Linked DNA regions of Homo sapiens: region 2 is linked to region 1. The links are chromatin contacts, found by Hi-C or POLR2A ChIA-PET in ENCODE. All regions are on one chromosome and are shown on one strand. The core of a region is the stretch at or near the end of the contact, and the rest is flanking DNA. Distances in the headings are between cores, read along the strand shown. Region 1 holds the start of PSG9 (pregnancy specific beta-1-glycoprotein 9). Region 2 overlaps ETHE1 (ETHE1 persulfide dioxygenase).

Region 1 (5,768 bases), core at 2,536-5,035:
CTGGCAATTATGAGTGGATGGAGGAACTGCCTATCCCTGTCCCATGTTCTTGTCCACAGGTCAGACTGACAAAGGGAAAGAGCCATGGATGGGAATACAGTGGAATATTTCTCTTAGTGACCTGGGGACATTGGCTGGAGATGAAGCCAGGCAGGAGTGGCAACTCCAGGTGATTTCTGTGCCTTTCCTATTTCCTGGGAGGTGGGCCAGGCCACAGTGTTAGTAGGAAGGGAACCGAACAGCCAGCCTAGTTAGAGGGAATGTCTGGGGAAGGCCTAGGGGTGGGGGAAGAAGCTGTGCAGGACAGGGCTTGCCAGTCAGAATGAAGTGGGAGGAAGATGAGGGACACAGAGAAGCAGAGAGAGGCAGAGACACCATGGCAGTGAGCAGTGAGGGAGACACTGACTTCAGAGACCCCAGGGCCCAGGTGCCCCCAGTTCCACAGTCCAGGACCAAGGAGCCCTGAGAACCCTCCGGTGGCCAAAGAGCTTCAGAGTTACATGAGGTGGGGTGGCTTTAGGGGCAAGAGGTAGTGGGGGGATGAAACGTGGGTGTCAGCCTCTGAAGGACAAGGGACAGGTGTGGCTAGAACCTCCTAGGATTCTGCATGCAAATTCAGTCTCTAAAGAGGTTTTGGATCATTCATTTCTTCATTCAAGTTCTTCATTCATTATGTGAGAGCTCCTGAGTGTGTGTCTCTCGCTGGGCCTGTGCTGGTGTAGGGTGTGAGTGGGGAAAGAAAACAAGGTCCTCTCCTTGATCCTCTCATGACAGTGACATGGACACTTTGGGAAACACAGGATTTCACGTTCAGTGATGGGGGTTAAGATCTGAGGGGGAGGCCTGGACATATTTTTTGCACTGACTCTGATGGTTGAGGCAGGTGATTTAGTTCTGGAATACAGACTAATCAGCTGACCATTTGCTCTCACTCCTCTGAGGTTTGGATGCCTAAGAAGAGAGGATTTGAGCCAATAAATGACTATGGGGTCCTTGGAACCCAGTAAGCCCTCACTTCTGGTGGAGGAGAGGATAGGCCTGTGGCTGCAGACAGACCTCATGTGACCCTGATCTCCCCTTTGTGTTTGTGTGACTCTGGTTCAGTGACTGCACCTTCCTGTGCCTCAGTTTTCTCTCAATCAAATAAACTAAATGGCAAATGGACTGTGGCTTTTCATGCTATCTGTGAATAAATGTTAAATGATTCACAGTCACCTGACCTAATGCTTGGCACAGTGGAGGTTTCACACAAGCAGCATTTATTATTAATTTGCTTCCATGAGAAAGCACCTTATGTCAGATCCCTGTGGACAAGCTGCTACCAGGTACATCTTCTCCCTTCTGTTTCTGCTTCTGGGGACATTAGACTTTCTATGGACTGTCCTAAGCCTCCCAAGGCAGTTGGCTGATGTCCTACAAAGCTTGTCTTTCTGTCCTCTCCACTCTGAGTGTCAGCTGAAAAAGCTCTGTCCTTGCCCAGATGAGACTCTGAGGGCTGAGCCCTGGCTGGTGAACAGCTCCAGGAGACACAGTCCTCAGACAGCTGGTAAATTCTTGGTCCCAGTAAGGCCTGCCCAAGAAGCCACAACCCAGCACTGGCACAGGCTCCTCAGCTTAACTGGAGCAAGGATTTAGGGACAGGGGTCTGGGGTTGAGGCTTCTAGGGCTGAGCTTCTCTGAGAGTATCTCAGGGGTCCCCTCAAGCCAAGCCCTACTCAGTTCTCCAGGGTCTTTCTCAGGGTCAAATTTATGAAGAGGGCATGATGTGCTTGGCTGAGACTGATCTCCTCCTGCTGAGTCCCCCCATCAGACTGTCCTTCCTCTGCAGCGAGTGTCTGCAGGGTCTGGATGCGGGAAAGGAATTCTGATCTGTTGAAATTTGTCTCCTCTGTGTGTGTCCTGCACTAAATGCCCAAACCCCAGCATGGGACATAATGCAGAGAGTGACACAGGCAGAGTCCAGGCCTGACAATCCTGTGTGTGTGAAGTAGAAATGACCCCTTCCCCCCAACACCCAGGGATCATGTGGAATCACTCACAGTATAAGGTGAAGGTGAAATGTCGAATTTCTTCTCTAGTCTCATCACCTCGCTTTATGATGTGTAAGGTGTAGGTTCCTGCATCCTTCCGGGTGACATTCTGGATCAGCAGGGATGCGTTGGAATATACTGTTTCTCTTCCACTGTATGCAGGCCCATATATAATTATTTTACCATCAACTATATACGATATAATGTAATGGTAGAGGTCCGTCATTTCCCCTTTGTACCAGAAGTAGCCAGGAAGATTCTGGGGCAAATTGTGGACAAGTAGAAGAACATCCTTCCCCTCAGAAACTTTGGGTGGCTGGGCTTCAATCGTGACTTCGGCAGTGGTGGGCGGGTTCCAGAAGTTTAAAAGTGATGCTAGGAGGGGGAGACAGCATCAGTTAATATTGAGACCTATGTATTGTGGTGAAAAGATGGGGCCCTGGGTCCTGAGAAGGTCTCTTCCATCCTCAGCCTTGAAGATACACACACGCACACATACAAACAAACACACACAAAAAACGGGCATGTGTGTTTGTGTATGTGTATGTGTGTGTGTCCTACTGTCCTACTAGGTCAAGGTCAGCAGCATGACCCCCATTCCTTCAACACTTCTGACCTTGGCATTTTTCTGTTTGGAATCCTCTTCCCCAGGGGTCCACACGGCCCCCTCCACACTGCCCTCAGGTCCTGCTCACATCAGGGCATCCTTAGACTTCTTTCCTGACACCTCCTTCAGAGACCCTGGGTCTTCCCTTTCTGACCTTTCCCTGCTCTGCTCCCTCCAGGGTTCTTGTCAACACCTGATCTCACATTCTACATCTCTTCGCATGTCTGTCTTCCTCCCCATGACAGCGTGAGCTCCGTGAGGACAGGGACTTTTGTGATCCTGGTTGCACCCCAGTGCCTGGGACAGGCTGCAGACTCCTGTAGATGTGAGAGTTCTCAGGGCCCTCCATGCCCTGGGTGTTTTTTTTTCCCCCAATTGTTGAGGTTTTTTGCTGAGGATAGTGTTTCATGTCCTGCTTATATTTTTATTTGAAGTGTCATCTGATATAGTTATTATTATCATTTTTCAAAATGTGGTGGCCCCGGATGATTAATCAGGAAAACAGAACACTTAAGATTTTCCTACCTCTTACCAATTCCGGTTCAATGTGACTTTCCTCTTTTGACCCCTGTCCCTCTCTGGTGTATTTTCCCCTATCCAGGCTGCAACAGAGCCTTCTTTCCTTTTTTTCTTTTTTTTTTGAGACGGAGTCTCGTACTGTCGCCCAGGCTGGCGTGCAGTGGCGGTATCTCGGCTAGCTGCAACTTCTGCCTCCCGGGTTCACATGATTCTCCCACCTCAGCCTCCCGAGTAGCTAGGATTACAGGAGTACACCACCATACCTGGTTAATTTTTTATATTTTTAGGAGAGACTGGGCTTCACTGCATTGGCCGGACTGATCTTGAACTCCTGATCTCGTGATCCACCCACCTCAGCCTCCCTAAGAGCTGGCTTCTTTTATTTTACAACCCCATCCTCTCCAGGAGACCCCATCCAGTCACTCCGCTTCCTCCCCCTGTCCTCTCCCAGGAAGTTCTCTCCTCACCTGTGAGCAGGAGCCCCTTCCAGGTGATGCGCTGTGTGCAGGAAGGGGCTGGGAGGGGCCCCATGGTCTCTGCTGCCTGTGTGTTCTCCTCTGTGGAGATGAGCCTGGGATCCAGAAGCTGTCTGAGCACGGCTGTCAGCTGTGCTGTCCTTCCTCCTTCTGTGCTGAGCCTCTTCCCGGGGCAGGAGCACTTCTCAAGCTCATGGGCGGGGTCAGTCCCAGGACACCTCTCTGTCCCCTTCTCTCTCAGTCCTGCCTCCTTGTCCCTCCTTCTGTTTTTCCTTTTGTCTGTGTTTCAGGTCCCTGGGAGTTGTGGAGGCCTCTGCCTTTTTCAGCAGTGATTCTTTCACCAAACCTCAACACACACTTTGTGCAGACACACACACACACACACACACACACACACACACACAGAAGAGACACACACAGACCCACACAGTCAGGCACATACCCTGCAGGTTGGGCAAGCACAGTCCTGGGCCTCAGCCTCCTGCTGTCCCCATGGCTCTGGGTTGGGGTGCACATTCATGCCTTTTACCCTCTTTCATCCCCATCTGGCTCTCCCCTTCAGTGCAGGAGGCTGGAGATGCACCAGGTCCCTGTCACAGTGACACCCCATTGTGCTGTGGGTGAGCTGTGTGTTGCCTGGTGAGAGGGACCCTTCCTTTCTCTAATCGTGTCAAGCTTGACTGCAGCTTCCAAGGATGGACTTTCAGGACCTGGGTGTCCCAGAGGAAACTGTCCTTCCTGGAGGTGTGCAGGGTGAATCTCTCATGCCTCTTAGGAGGAGAGGCCTGTGCTGGTTGCTCAGTGGGGGCTGTGAGTCCCATAGTCAAAGGGACAGTTCTCTGTCAGTCTATGGCTCCCTGGGGTCTGGCGGCTGAGCTGGAGCTCAGGGTTTCTCATGTTCTCCCTGACCATCTTTGATGTCCTCTCTTCTCTGCCCAGCTGATTGTCCTGTGGTCACCACACCTTCCCCGTGGTGGTGCAGGAGGAAGTGGGGAGTTACCCAGGAACCCCGCGGGACATGGCTCATTGAGACGCAGGAGGGGGAGCCTGGGACAGAGCAGGGGTTCAGAGCTGGAGAGATTCATCCCGACTTACTCCGTGGCCATGATGGGCTCAGCCCTCCATGTGCTGACACACCCAGGGGTCTGTCCTGAGGGTTTTGACCTGGCCAAGCTGCTGTCTGTAGAGGAGGAACAGGCAGTGACCAGAGAGGCTCTCTGGAGGGACGTTGCTCACACCTGAGAGGGCGGGTGGGGGTGAGTTGTGTTCTGGGAGCAAAGAGCAATAACACCGCCCTTCTCCACGCAAGTACACAGGAGAGGTCTGTCTTCCCAAGGGACAGCTGGGGGTAGGTGGCCACATCCCGGATGGTACCTGTGAATGACCATCACACGCTCTCTGAGCCCCCTGGGGTGCAGGGGGCAGGCAGGTGACAGGGTGCCTGGCTGATTCCCGGGGAGGCTGTGGGCCCTCAGGCAGCCGCTGTTCTGTGTCGGCGCTAGGCTTGGCCTGGGAAGCCCCAGAGAACAGGACAGATGGAGCAGGGGCAGGCATTTAGGGAGCAGTGACAGAAAGAGTTGATGAGGATGGAGAGAGTTCACGAGGGGAAAGCGCCCAGTGTGGCGTCGCGTGCACCAGCGCTGCCCTGGGAGATGCCTTTAGCTGGGCCCAGGGAAGGAGCAGGTGTGTGGGGCAGGAGCTCCCTGCAGAGGGAGTGGTGTTAGGTTGGCGGCCGCCAGGTCAGGGAGGAACTGACAGAGTCCGTGTGGGGAGCATGGAGGGTGCTGAGGACTTGGGCCGAAGTGACCCTGGTGAGGGTGGACCCTGCTGGGCTGTGGGTTCCGCTGAGGGAGGTTGGCATCCCCTGGGAAGGCTCCAGGCTGGGAGGGACTCTGTCGCCCTCTGGTGGACAGGGAGGGAAGTGTGAACGGCAGCAATCCCAGGCCAGGCTGCATGTTTTATTCCACTTCACACGAGGTCACACATATGTTATGTTACAGCTCCTTCACCTTCCAGCCCCGTGAGTCCCAGTCTCTGTGGCTCTACGTTCACTGTTATCCCTCTTTCACAATCAGATGTCCCAAACGCAGATTTTTGTCACCTTCTGTGAGTTTGTGTTTGTGTGCAGTAGGCAAC
Region 2 (6,128 bases), core at 2,289-4,788, 250 kb after region 1:
GGTGTGAGATTTTATCATGCTACTCAGAACGATGTACAATTTAAAACTTACTAATTGTTTATCTCTGGAATTTTCCATTGAATATCTTCACGCTATGGTTGACCACAGATAACTAAAACCACAGAAAGTGAAACCACAGGTAAAGGAGTTGTACTGGATCCAACAAAGTTCTTGGATCCGGAATATATAAAGATCATCTACAAATCAAAATTACTGGGCAGTTTCTACTAAAGCTAAATCTACACATACCCTGTGGCTCAACCCTTGGTATACATGTGGTCCTTGACTTAAGATGGTCTGACTTATGATTTTTTTTTTTTTAACCAGAGTCTCACTCTGTCACCCAGGCTGGAGTGCAGTGGTGCGATCTCGGCTCACTGCAACCTCCGCCTCCCGGGTTCAAGCGATTCTCCTGCCTCAGCCTCCTGAGTAGCTGGGATTACAGGCACTCACCATCACACCTGGCTAATTTTTGTCTTTTTAGTAGAGATGGGGTTTCACCACATTGGCCAGGCTGGTCTCAAACTCCTGACCTCAAATGATCCGCCTGCCTCATCCTCCCAAAATGCTGGGATTACAGGTGTGAGTCAGCCACCATGCCTGGCTTTTTTTTCTTTCTTTTTTTCTTTTTTTTTTTTTTTTTTGAGATAGAGTCTCTCTCTGTCGCCCAGGCTGCGGAGTGCAGTGGCATGATCTCGGCTCACTGCAACCTCGGCCTCCTGGGTTGAAGTGATTCTTGTGTCTCAGCCTTCTGAGTAGCTGGGATAACAGGCACGCATCACTGTGTCTAGCTAATTTTTGTACTGTTATTTAGTAGAGACGAGGTTTCATCATGTTGACCAGGCTGGTCTTGAACTCCTGGCATCAAGCAATCTGCCCACACTAGCCTCCCAAAGTGTTGGGATTACAGGTGTGATGTGCCCGATGACTAACAATTTATTGACTTTACAATAATGTGAAAGTGATACATTTTATTTCTTTTTTTCATTTGTCTTTTTTTTTCTTCAGTAAAGATGGGCTCTCACTATGTTGACCAGCCTGGTCTTGAACTCCTGGCCTCAAGCAATCCTCCCATCTCAGCCTCTCAATGTGCTGGGATTACAGGCATGAGCCACTGCACCAAGCCAAAAGTGATACACTTTCAATAGAAATCATATTCCATGCACCCATACAGCCATTCTGTTTTTCACTTTCAATTCAGTATTCAATAAATTACATGAGATATTCAACACTCTTGTATAAAATACAAGGCTTTGTGTTAGATGAGTTTGCCCAACTGTAGGCTAATGTAAATGTTCTGACCACTTTAAGGTAAAGTAGGCTAACCTATAATGTTCAGTAGGTTAAATGTATTAAATGCGGCCAGGCACGGTGGCTCACGCCTGTAATCCCAGCACTTTGGGAGGCCGAGGCAGGTAGATTACTTGAGGTCAGGAATTTGAGACCAGACTGGTGAACATGGTGAAACCCCATCCATACTAAAAATACAAAAATTAGCCGAAGCCAGGCACGGTGGCTCGCCTAATCGCGACACTTTGGGAGGCCAAGGCAGGTGGATGACCTGAGGTCAGGAGTTCAAGATCAGCCTCGCCAACATGGTGAAACCCCATCTCCACAAAACATACAAATATTAGTCAGGCGTGGTGGTGATGTCTGTAATCCCAGCTACTCGGGAGGCTGAGGCAGGAGAATTGCTTGAACCCAGGAAGCGGAGGCTGCAGTGAGCTGAGATCACGCCACTGCACTCCACCCTGGGTGACAGAGTGAGACTCCGCCTCAAAAAAAAAAAAAAAATTAGCCAAGCATGCCAAGCGTGGTGGCACATGCCTATAGTCCCAGCTACTGGGGAGGCTGAGGCAGTAGAATTGCTTGAACTTGGGAGGCAGAGGTTACAGTGAGCAGAGATCATGCCACTGCATTCCAGCCTGAGTGACAGAGCAACACTCCGTCTCAAAAAAAAAAAACAAAAAACAAAAGTCAATATCCTCAGCTTGGGTGACAGAGCGAGACTGTCTCAAAAAAAAAAGTCAATATCCTGGGGCAAAAGGATATGAAACTGTTCTAGATCCAAAAAGATTTTTGATAAATAAAAAATAATAAATAAATAATAAAAAAGAAAACAAAACAAAAAGAAAAGAAGGAAAAAGAAAACACAAACACACACACAAAAGAGACTAAATAGACATAATGGCCAAACACTAAGCTCAATTGTATCCTGGTTCCTAAAAACAGCCGTAGGCTGGGCACCGTGGCTCACACCTATAATTACAGCACTTTGAGTCACCGAGAGGGGAAGATCATTTGAGCCCAGGAGATTGAGACCAGCCTGGGCAACATGGTGAGATCCTATCTCTACCAAAAAAAGAAAGAAAAAAGAAAAAAAAAGCTGTAAAAATTATTCCTCGGGTAATTGGAGACATCTGAACACAGCTGAATATTTAATAATGATATAAAGTTACTGCATATTGGCCGGGCGTGGTGTCTCACGCCTGTAATCCCAGTACTTTGGGAGGCCGAGACGGGCGGATCACGAGGTCAGGAGATCGAGACCATCCTGGCTAACATGGTGAAACCCCGTCTCTACTAAAAATACAAAAAAAAAAATTAGCTGGGCGTGGTGGTGGGCGTCTGTAGTCCCAGCTACTCGGGAGGCTGAGGCAGGAGAATGGCATGAACCCGGGAGGCGGAGCTTGCAGTGAGCCGAGATCGCACCACTGCACTCCAGCCTGGGCGACAGAGCGAGACTCTTGTCTCAAAAAAAAAAAAAAAAAAAAAAAGTTACTGCATATTTTGTTAGACGTGACAAAGGTTTTGTAAAAGAGGAAGTCTCAAAGTATAGCCTAGAGAACCCTGACATTCTGCAAAATCAAAACGATTTTTGGACTTTTTGCCCATTTTCACTCGCATTCCCCAAAAACATTTGGGGGAGAGGGGCGCGGTTCTAAAAGTTTCATGACCTATAGTGACATAATTGCTCTGATGGCTGATGAAATTTGTGCTTGTTTTTTTTTTTTTTTTTTTTTTTTTTTTTTGAGACAGTCTTGCTCTGTGGCCCAGGCTGGAGTGCAGTGGTGCGATCTCGTCTCACTGCAACCTCTACCTCCTGGGTGTTCAAGTGATTCTCATGCTTCAGCCTCCTGAGTAGCTGGGATTACAGGAGCGTGCCACCATGCCCGGTTAATTTTTGTATTTTTAGTAGGGACGGGGTTTCATCATGTTGGCCAGGCTGATCTCAAACTCCTGACCTCGGGTGATCCGCACACCTCGGCTTCCCAAAGTGCCAGGATTACAGGCGTGAGCCACCGCGCCCGGCCTGTGCTTGTGTATTGTTATATTTTGTACTATTATTTCAATGTAGATTTTAAAAAATTCAAAATAAGAAATTGTGGGTGGGGAACATATAACATCTTGACCTAAAGCAGCCTTCATTGTCCCTGAAACTTGTCGAGTGATTTCCGCAACAGCCCAGCCTGCCTAACCCCAAATTCTTTCAACAAATTCATTCTTCCCTTCCATGATGCATCATGTCTGTGACACATCCCCAGAGCTTTTCTTTCATCTGTTGCCTGCAGCAGCTAAACCTGAAACTACCCCCATCAAAGAAACATAACCCAGAAGGAATCCTGTAAAGCATTCAGCTTGCTGGCCTTGGAGTTCCCACGGCCTACACTGCCCCCTGGTGGCAAGTAAGCTCTCAGCTTCTTTTCCATTTGGTTCCCAAGTTCTTTCCCTTCATTACTCAAAACTATAGTAAACACCTCTTATCTGCCTGGGATACATTTCAAGACCCGGAGTGGATGCCTAAAACCGCAGATAGTACAGAACCCTACACACTATGCTTTTTCCTATACATACGCACCTATGATAGAGTTTAATTTATAAATTAGGCACATTAATAAATCAATAATAACTAATAATAAAATAGAACAATTACAGCAAGGCATGATGGTGCACGTCTGTAGGCCCAGCTACTTGGGAGGCTGAGGCGGGAGGATCACCTTAGCCAGGGTTCAATACCAGCCTGGACAACATAGCGAGACCCCCACCCAAAAAAAAAAAAAAAAGAATAGGTCGGACACAGCAGCTCAAACCTGTAATCTTAGCACTTTGGGAGGTCAAGGCAGGTGGATCACTTGAGGTCAGGAGTTCGAGACCAGCCTGGCCAACATGGTGAAACCCCATCGCTACTAAAAATCTTTTAAAAATCAATTAGCTGGGTGTGGTGGCACTCGCCTGTAAATCCAGCTACTGCTACTCGGGAGGCTGAGGCAAGAGAATCGCTTGAACCCAGGAGGCAGAGGTTGCAGTAAACCAAGATTGTGCCACTGTACGCCAGCCTGGGCAACAGAGTGAGACTCCATCTCAAAAGAAAAAAAGATGAAGTGATGGATGGTTAGAGATGTACACTGTAAAAAAAAATTTTAAGCCTGGTGCAGTGGCTCACTCTAATCCCAGCACTTTGGGAGGCCAAGGAGGGAGGATTGCCTGAGCCCAGGAGGTCGAGGCCAGCCTGGGCAATGTGGCAAAACTCTGTCTTTACAAAAAACACAAAAACTAGCCAGGAGTGGTGGTGCACACCTGTAGTTCCAGCTATTTGGAAGCCTGAGGCAGGAGGATCGCTTGAGCCAGGAGGTTGAGGCTGCAGTGAGCTATGATTGCACCACTGCACTCCAGCCTGGATGACAAAGTGAGACCCTGTCTCAAAAAAAAAAAAAAATTTTTTTTCAGCTTTTCTCTATGCTTGAAATTTTTCATAATAAAATGTTGGAAGAAAAATTACTCGTTTCACAATGTTAAAAGGAGGAAGTATTGAAACCCACACTTGAGCCACATAAGAATCAATGGTGGAGCTTTTAAAACATGCCAATTCCTTGTGTCCACCCAGAACAATTAAATCAGACTCTCTGATTCTAAGGGACCTGGGGGATCAGTGTTTTCAGCAGTACTTCTCTAAGCCAGCATATTTAACAGCAAACCTAACTTTCTGATTCGGCCACCCTGTGGCAGCTAAGATGTTCACTTCTCAATCAGTTTATTAAAAAAAGAAAACTTGGGCCAGGTGCGGTGGCTCACTCCTGTAATCCCTGCATTTTGGGAGGCTGAGGCACGCAGATCACTTGAGGCCAGGTGCTCACGACCAGCCTGGCAGTATGGCGAAACCCCATCTCTAATAAAAACATAAAATTTAGCCAGATGTGGTGGTGCGCACCTGTAATCCCAGCTACTGGAGAGGCTGAGGCAGAAGGATCACCGAAAGGCGGAGGTTGCAGTGAGCCGAGACTGCGCCACTGCACTCTAGCCTGGGTGACAGAGTGAGGCTCTGTCTCAGAAAAAAAAGAATTACTCCTGTTTTGGCGATCCACTGCCTTGTAGCGTCATCATGTATTAAACAGTCCCCTGCTGTGTACTTTGTCCCCTGCCCTACACCCCTGCTGTCTTTTGTGCACATGAGCAAGGGTGTCTCTGGGCTTCACACCTAGAAGGGGAACCTCTGGGTTGGAGATCCTGAAGGCAGCCAGCTAATCCTTGAAACAGCCTCAAGAGGAAGGTGCTGTGATAAACCCTGTGTTTTAGCGCAGGGAACTGAGGCTCCCAGAGGGAGGCAGAGATTGCAGTGAGCCAAGATTGTGCCACTGCACTCCAACCTGGGGGACAGAGTGAGACTCTGTCTCTAAAAAAAAAAAAAAGAAAGAAAGAAAACTCATTCTACAATGAAACCACTTAAATTTGTCCCATCTTTTATGTAAGATGAACAACCAGTTCAAGAAACTGGGAGTTTCTATGAAAATTAAACATTTGTCGACTCAGTGACCCAGAAAATCCAGTCCTTAGAATTCATGACAATGTTCCCTAAGATATTAGCAGAAGAATCTTCATAGCAGCATTATTCGTGGTAGCCAAAAACTGAATAATCAGAAGGAAAATAGGGTGTAGTGGCTCATGCCTGTAATTCACTTTGTACTTTGGGAGGCTGAGGCAAGGAGGATCGCTTGAGCCTAGGAGCCACCACAACCTGCCCATTTTGTAGGGCAAAAATTATGGCCAGTGGACCAAATTTGGCCTGCCATCAGTTTTTGTAAGGCCTGTAAGCTAAGAATCATTTTAACTTTTTTTCACATTGAAAACTA

What was found. Hi-C counts contacts between places; a loop is a spot of excess contacts on that map. ChIA-PET counts read pairs that join two places held with the same protein, here RNA polymerase II (POLR2A). Pooled maps may share reads with other maps.
Region 2: a loop to region 1 is called in a map of CD8-positive, alpha-beta T cell, with 14 times the contacts of the local background. The contact joins the enhancer-like site here to the promoter of PSG9 in region 1. A Hi-C loop is called at or near these places in 1 of 168 maps with a recorded cell type or tissue (CD8-positive, alpha-beta T cell) and 10 of 50 pooled maps. POLR2A ChIA-PET finds 5 or more read pairs at or near these places in 2 of 52 experiments (BJ and IMR-90).

Annotation. Positions count from the first base shown.
Region 1 is chr19:43,265,745-43,271,512 of GRCh38, forward strand. It overlaps PSG9 (pregnancy specific beta-1-glycoprotein 9), which reads right to left and starts at 3,786. Exons shown (of 6, transcript NM_002784.5): 1 at 3,624-3,786; 2 at 2,040-2,405. The coding sequence starts at 3,687.
Region 2 is chr19:43,515,998-43,522,125 of GRCh38, forward strand. The region is part of intron 3 of ETHE1 (ETHE1 persulfide dioxygenase); the gene reads right to left. Among named protein-coding and RNA genes, the nearest start is that of ETHE1, 8.1 kb to the right of the region's middle. Within about 2 kb of position 3,539, at least 2 of the 41 ENCODE cell types and tissues checked have a DNase peak (open chromatin) inside an H3K27ac peak, as active enhancers do.